Regions from separate parts of the Homo sapiens genome. Here region 1 is linked to region 2. Evidence: chromatin contacts called from ENCODE Hi-C or POLR2A ChIA-PET data. All regions are on one chromosome and are shown on one strand. The core of a region is the stretch at or near the end of the contact, and the rest is flanking DNA. Distances in the headings are between cores, read along the strand shown.

Evidence for each region. A loop is a pair of places that touch in the nucleus more often than their neighbours do. ChIA-PET counts read pairs that join two places held with the same protein, here RNA polymerase II (POLR2A). Pooled maps may share reads with other maps.
Region 1: a map of GM12878 shows a loop between it and region 2 (4-fold over the local background). The contact joins the promoter of LINC02703 here to the enhancer-like site in region 2. A Hi-C loop is called at or near these places in 3 of 168 maps with a recorded cell type or tissue (CD14-positive monocyte, GM12878 and OCI-LY7), 37 of 37 single-sample maps with no recorded cell type and 12 of 50 pooled maps. POLR2A ChIA-PET finds 5 or more read pairs at or near these places in 3 of 52 experiments (GM10248, GM12878 and OCI-LY7).

Annotation. Positions count from the first base shown.
Region 1 is chr11:115,918,065-115,921,144 of GRCh38, reverse strand. LINC02703 (long intergenic non-protein coding RNA 2703) reads right to left here and starts at 1,509. Exons shown (of 7, transcript NR_187258.1): 1 at 834-1,509. RefSeq lists an enhancer at 1,664-1,813.
Region 2 is chr11:115,872,567-115,875,552 of GRCh38, reverse strand. All of the region lies in intron 2 of LINC02698 (long intergenic non-protein coding RNA 2698), which reads right to left. Among named protein-coding and RNA genes, the nearest start is that of LINC02703, 46 kb to the left of the region's middle. Within about 2 kb of position 1,617, at least 3 of the 41 ENCODE cell types and tissues checked have a DNase peak (open chromatin) inside an H3K27ac peak, as active enhancers do; they include CD14-positive monocyte, GM12878 and OCI-LY7, where a contact is called at or near this core.

The DNA of each region.
Region 1 (3,080 bases), core at 260-2,759, 46 kb before region 2:
GCATGGAACTGGAAGCCCCCTAGAAGGCCATGGCATGCTGAGAGGGAGGAGAGGCACTCTGCCAGGCCTTCCAGCTATCCCTCGGGGCCCTCTCTTCAGGAGGGCAAGGCCGTACAGTTCACAGCACACCCATTTCAAGCCTCAGTGAGTTCAGTGAAATGCCATTTCCCCAGGTCAGCATTTTACATTACACCAGCCCAGTATCCCTGCTTGACTGCAAAGCATTAACTAGGGCCCTGCCTCAATCAAACATGCTGCCATGGTGTGACAGGATGCATTCTGTGTAACGACAGGCAGAATGTCAGAGACCTGGGGAGGAAAGCTTGCAATCTGTCCAACAGTGCAACGGGAAGCTCAGGAGTTACTGAGCACCTCGTCATTGGAAGCATCCAAGAAGACATTGGATAGGCATCTACATTGCATAGTGTACTGGAGTCACATTTGGTCTGAACTGGAATTCTGGCTCTACCATTTATTGGCTCAATTTCCTGCAGCCTCAGTTTACCCATTGGAAATGGGGGGAAATAAGGGTATCTATCTCACAGGGTTGTTGTGAGGAGAAGATCATGCATAAAAATGGCTTAGCACAGTGCTCCATAAATGAGAGAGACAATGATGAAGGTGAAGGTGCTGGCGATGGCGGTGGTGAGTATATAAAGAGGAAGAGGAGAGTGAACACATTCTTGACTCTGAAGGGAGTTTAATGAGGAGCAGTTGCAATGGGGCACTCTGTAGAACTTGCCATTTTGACAGCCCTGCTTCCATGTGGAGAGCTAAATAGAGGAGGCTCTGGGAAAGTTATCCCACAATAAAACCCACCCAGCCCTTCCTACCTTCGTTGTGAGTCAGACACATTCTCCCATGCCTAACCCTGCCTATGTTCTCTCCCAGAACTCTGGACAGAGAGATACAATTCAGCCAATTAGAGCACTGCTTAATTGCTAGCATTTTGCAAACCACTGCCTTATTGGCTAGAAGGGCAATAATATCAAAAAGACCTCCTGGTGACTTCACAGTTGGGAAAAATAGATGCTCCTAAGTCATCCCTTCTACCCTCCTCTAAGTAACAAACACCTTTCTCCCCTGGGGAAATTTCTTCTTTCATTTGCTGTAAAGTGACTTCTGCTGAAGTGTGTGTTTTTGAAGTGGAAAATTGAAAGCACATGATTCATTCCAAAAGCAAACTGTTAGTTCACAGCTGAGAAATCACTTTGCTATTGGTCCAAAGAGTTGCTTCTCAGGTTTGAGGGGGGCAAATTTGTAACTCCACTTTCACCCTCTCCGACTACAGAACCACTCCATTGACAGACCAAGAGCCAGAGAAATGAAGATCGAAATAGCACCTTTATTCCTGATAATGTTAAATTAGAGGGGGTGGCTTGTGTCAGACCAGAATGACCTGCTACTCTACCCCTGAGCTGATCTGATCCCCCAAAACTTCAGGCTTCCCCAGTCGGGGCAGAGCCAGCCCCACGAATCTTACCACATGGCTGACAGCAGAGCTTGTGTGTTCTCCCAGGGCAGGCATATACCAAAAGAGAGGGAGAGGGAGGGGAAGAGAGTGAGTCATACATAAACTCAAGTGACAAATCACTCCTAGCTGGGTCAAAAAGGGAGTAGAGAGGGGCCAAGTGTGTGGGGTCAGGGAAGTCCCTCTATATGAAAACTAGAGAAGGAAGGGGATAAAAATTCCCCAGATTTTTGTTATCTTAACCAGCTGGGCTTAATGTTTAACCCCTGGACAACCAGGTATGTGGTCATCTGGCTCCAGGAGGGGATGAGCTAACTATCTGAGCAGGAGGTCGCTCCCCCAGCATCAACTTCTGTTCCTTCCTGTGCCTTCCTGGGACCATCCTAAGACACTGTTGATTTCACTTCCATAAGCCTCTGAGATGAGCCAGAACAGTGTGTTAATAAAATCCAGTCCAAGGCTATGTTGTGTCTAAGACTGCAAGTTCAGAGCCTGTTCTATTTCCAATCCAAATTGATGTCCAGCCACATGGACCACTAACCTCATCAGAGGTTCTGTAATGAGGTTTAATAGCAGAGTGAAGATACTTCAATAATAAAATGCATAAAGAGCTAATAAAAAATGCATAAAGATTTCTTCAATAATAAATGGGAAAATAAGATGTCCCAAATTTGGATATAAACCCTTCCCATTATCAAATTCCTAGGGAAAAATTTAGAGATTAAAATCCCAAAGAGATTAAAGTCCAAAATCAAAGTATTTAGCCCTTGCGAATTAAAGCCCAAAGAAAGTCCAAATTGCCCAAGTTACATTTAAGTTTAAAGCAGTGGAGATCCTCCCCAGTTCCCTACTCTGCTCAGTCTCAGGCAGCAGCACTCTTGGTGTCTGAGCAGAGGGAGGAACTCCGTGAGCAGCTGGATCCTGAGTTGGCTTCCACTGGGGTGTATGTGTGTACCTCCTCAGAACCTCAGAAATGAGATCATTCAACTCCAAGCCTCTCATGCACTCCCTTTTTTAACAGCCCAAATAATTAATAGCACATTAAAGCTTATCAAAGCTCTCTCCTGACACCAATAAAATTTAGAAAACCAGGCATTCTGAAGCCCCTACAGCAGTTGTCCCAGGCAAAATTATGTGCCCAGCCCCAGTGCTCAGTTTTGCCAGAGACCATAGCAGAGCATCCTGGTACCTGAGGGAAGCAGGAAGCCAGAGATGGTCCCGGTCCAGCCCTAACAGGTTCCCATCAGTGCCTGCCAGTATCCCAGAGTCCATGACCTTTACCCATCAATCACAGGGTTATTCCTGGCACTGTTTTATTAATGCCCTGTTTCTCCCTCCATGGAGAACACCACCATATCCCCACATGCCTGGACTCTCCTCTGCTGGAATTGGCCTCTCCCTGCTGGCACCTCCCAGGCCAGGGCTCAGCACCTGAAATGGCAGAATATTGGCTGCTCCAGCAAGGAGCCAGACTGGGATGGAAATTTCAAAGGAAATATCCAGAAACTGGTTTCACAGCTCAAAACCCTCACTCTTGTCAAGGGTATTAAAAAAATAAGTGTGTGGGAGGTTGACAGGAAGGTATTTGTGAAGAGGGCTTCTTTAGAGA
Region 2 (2,986 bases), core at 368-2,867:
GATACCCATATACAAAAAATAAACTTGACCTTTATACCAGAGCATATACAAAAATTAATTTCAGTTGGTATTCATATCTGAAAGTGAAAGCACTATAAAGATTCTATGTGATAATATAGGATATTATTTCTATGGACTTAGGAGAAAAACAGAAATTATTTAGAAGCACATAAAAGTACTAATCATGAAAGAAAAGGCTGTTAAATTAGACTACACTAAAACTAAGAACTTCAACTTATCAAAAGATACCATGAGTAGAAAAAAAAAACATGTGCTCAGACAGAGAAGTTATTTGCATCCATATAAAGTAAGCAAAGATTCAATCTAAAATATATGAAGAGCTCTTACAAATCAATAAAACACAGACAATTAATTAAAAAGTGGGTGAAAAGGGGACTTCATAAGAAAAGATATTTCAGAGGCCGGTAAACATATGAACGTGATCAACCTTATTAGTAATCAAGGAAATGAAAACTAAAACCACAATGAAACACCACTACACATCTACCAGAGTAACTGAAACTCACAAGATTGGTAATAGCAAGTGTTGGCAAGGTTGCGCAGCCACTGGAGCACTCAGACATTGTTGATGGGACTGTACGTTGGTACAATTACTTGGAAAACAGCTTGGTATTACCTGCTAAACTTAAACTTACATATATTCTATGACCCAGCAGTTTCAATCCCAAGTAAATATCCAGCAGAAATATACACATGTGCACCAAAAGACACGTACAGGCTGGGCAGGGTGGCACACGCCTGTAATCCCAGTAACCTGGGAGGCTGAGGCAGGAGAATTGCTTGAACCCAGGAGGTAGAGGTTGCACTGAGCTGAGATCACACCACTGCACTCCAGCCTAGGCGTGAGACAAAGTGAGACTCCGTCTAAAAAAAAAAAAAAATTGTGCAGGGATGTTGTTCATAGTAACATTATTTATAATAACCCCAAAGTGAAAACAATCCAAATTCTAACAGTGGAATAGACAGATGAATGGGGTATATTTGTACAGTGGTAAAGTATACAGCAATGAAAATAAACTGCTGTATGCAACGATGGGTGACTCTCATGTATATAATAGTGATCAAAATAAGTCAAATACAAAATAATATATAGTATAAGTCTATTTATATAAAGTCCCAAAATAGGCAATATTAATCTATAATCTTAGAAGCCAGAAGAAGAGTAACCTCTGGATAAAAATAAGCCTCCAGAAGTAGAAAGAGAGTAGTGAGGGGGAGGAGGGGACAAGAAGAGAGCATCTTGGATGCTAGAGGTGTTTTATTTCCCAATCTAGGTGACGGCTTCCTAGGTGTCTATTGCATGATAATTTGTGGAACTATGTAGTTTCGTGTTTTGTGTGTATTTCTGTATGAGTGTTATATTTCAATTGAAAAAACGTTTTAAAGAAAAATAAGCATAATGTCCATGATAAACTAGAAATAGTTTAAGCCCTCGGCTGCATAAGTGGATTGAAAAGGAAAGGTCAAAGGAACTTTGTGAAGGGAGGATAAATTAATGAAAACAGGGGTGTACTTCAAATAGCAAATTCACAGTAAATGGAGGTTATTTTTACAAAGTCAACTCTCAACTTCCTTTTTTTCGTTGTCTTCATAAATCATGCAAAGCGGGCTGCCTGCCTTGGCAGTTCCATACTAAAATTGCTCCACATACACATTCATGTGTCCTCCCCTATTTGAAGGTAAACAAGTCTCAGCCAAGACAAAATTGAAAAAGTTTGTAGGGTATTTCTTTTGTCTCCAGTTTCTTTCTGTAGCTTTGGTGTATTTTTTCAAGTTCACTGGGCTTGCAGTCAGAACCTCAGGTACAAGTTCAAACTAAATATCTCTTGTTTCATAGTCACTGGTCCTGGGAATAGTTACTTGACAGCTCTGAGCCTCAGTTTCCTTTTTTGCACAACAGGAAGAATACAAATGCCTGCCTCCCAGAATTGTGAACACTAAGTGACACAAAGCATACACACACACACACACACACACTTCAAACCTCAAGGTGTACACCTGAAAGGGACTGCTCTCCCTCCCCGCCCATCTCCTTGGCAATGCCCATTTCAGGTGTTAACTCTTTTAACCCTCCCCCCTGTATCATAGCAGGGAAGAATCTGATATCAGTAATTTATATTCCAAGGATTGATTGATTATTCTCCAACTGGAGCTCAGCCAGGCATTTGCATTTTATGCCTTTTATTCCTAATTGTGGCATGAAAGTCTTTTTCCCTTGTTAAAAGAATCTGAGACATCAGCAAGAAGGTGGAGAGCTCCAGGGGCAGTGAGGGGAAGCTTGAAATCACATTAGCCAGATTCTGCTGTTCTGAAGGTGAATCTGATTGAGCCCTTTTCAAGTGCCTTTTATTTTGCTGGAGATGGAGTGTAGTCAGAGGGACTGCCCCCGTTAAATGGCCCCTGCTCTGGTAGACTGGGTCAGGGAGAAGGTATGCAGTCATCTGAGGATATTGAAGTCCCAAGCCATGCAGATGATAAAAGAAAGTGAATCCCTCAGCCACTATTTTTAGGACCCAAAGCCTGCCTCACTCCAAGGGAGGGCAGCTACAGTCCTGCCCTCCTACCACCCCTTACACCTCTTCTGGTTTGAATTCAGCTCTATCTTCTCCTCCAATTCTCCTAAACTTCACCTAATCACTGCCACCCCTTCCCTCTGTCCCATGCAACCCCGAGGACTTTCAGCATCATTTTATTTCACTTTTAAAGACTGTTCCTACCTTAATCTCTCTCACCCGGTAGCCTAACGTTTATTCCTAGGCCTCGTTTATAAAGTCTACATTTGGTTATAATATTTCAGAAATATGTTTTTGTAATTTTTCTCCTTGGTTAACAAAGATGTTGCTGTCCTGAATATGTTTAAAAGAAAAAGGAAGTTGAAACAATACAGGAAACTCAAGAGGAACTGGCAGGATGAATTGGTGCAAATTGCTAAGTACACAAGGATGGCGTAAAGGAGCATATTGTC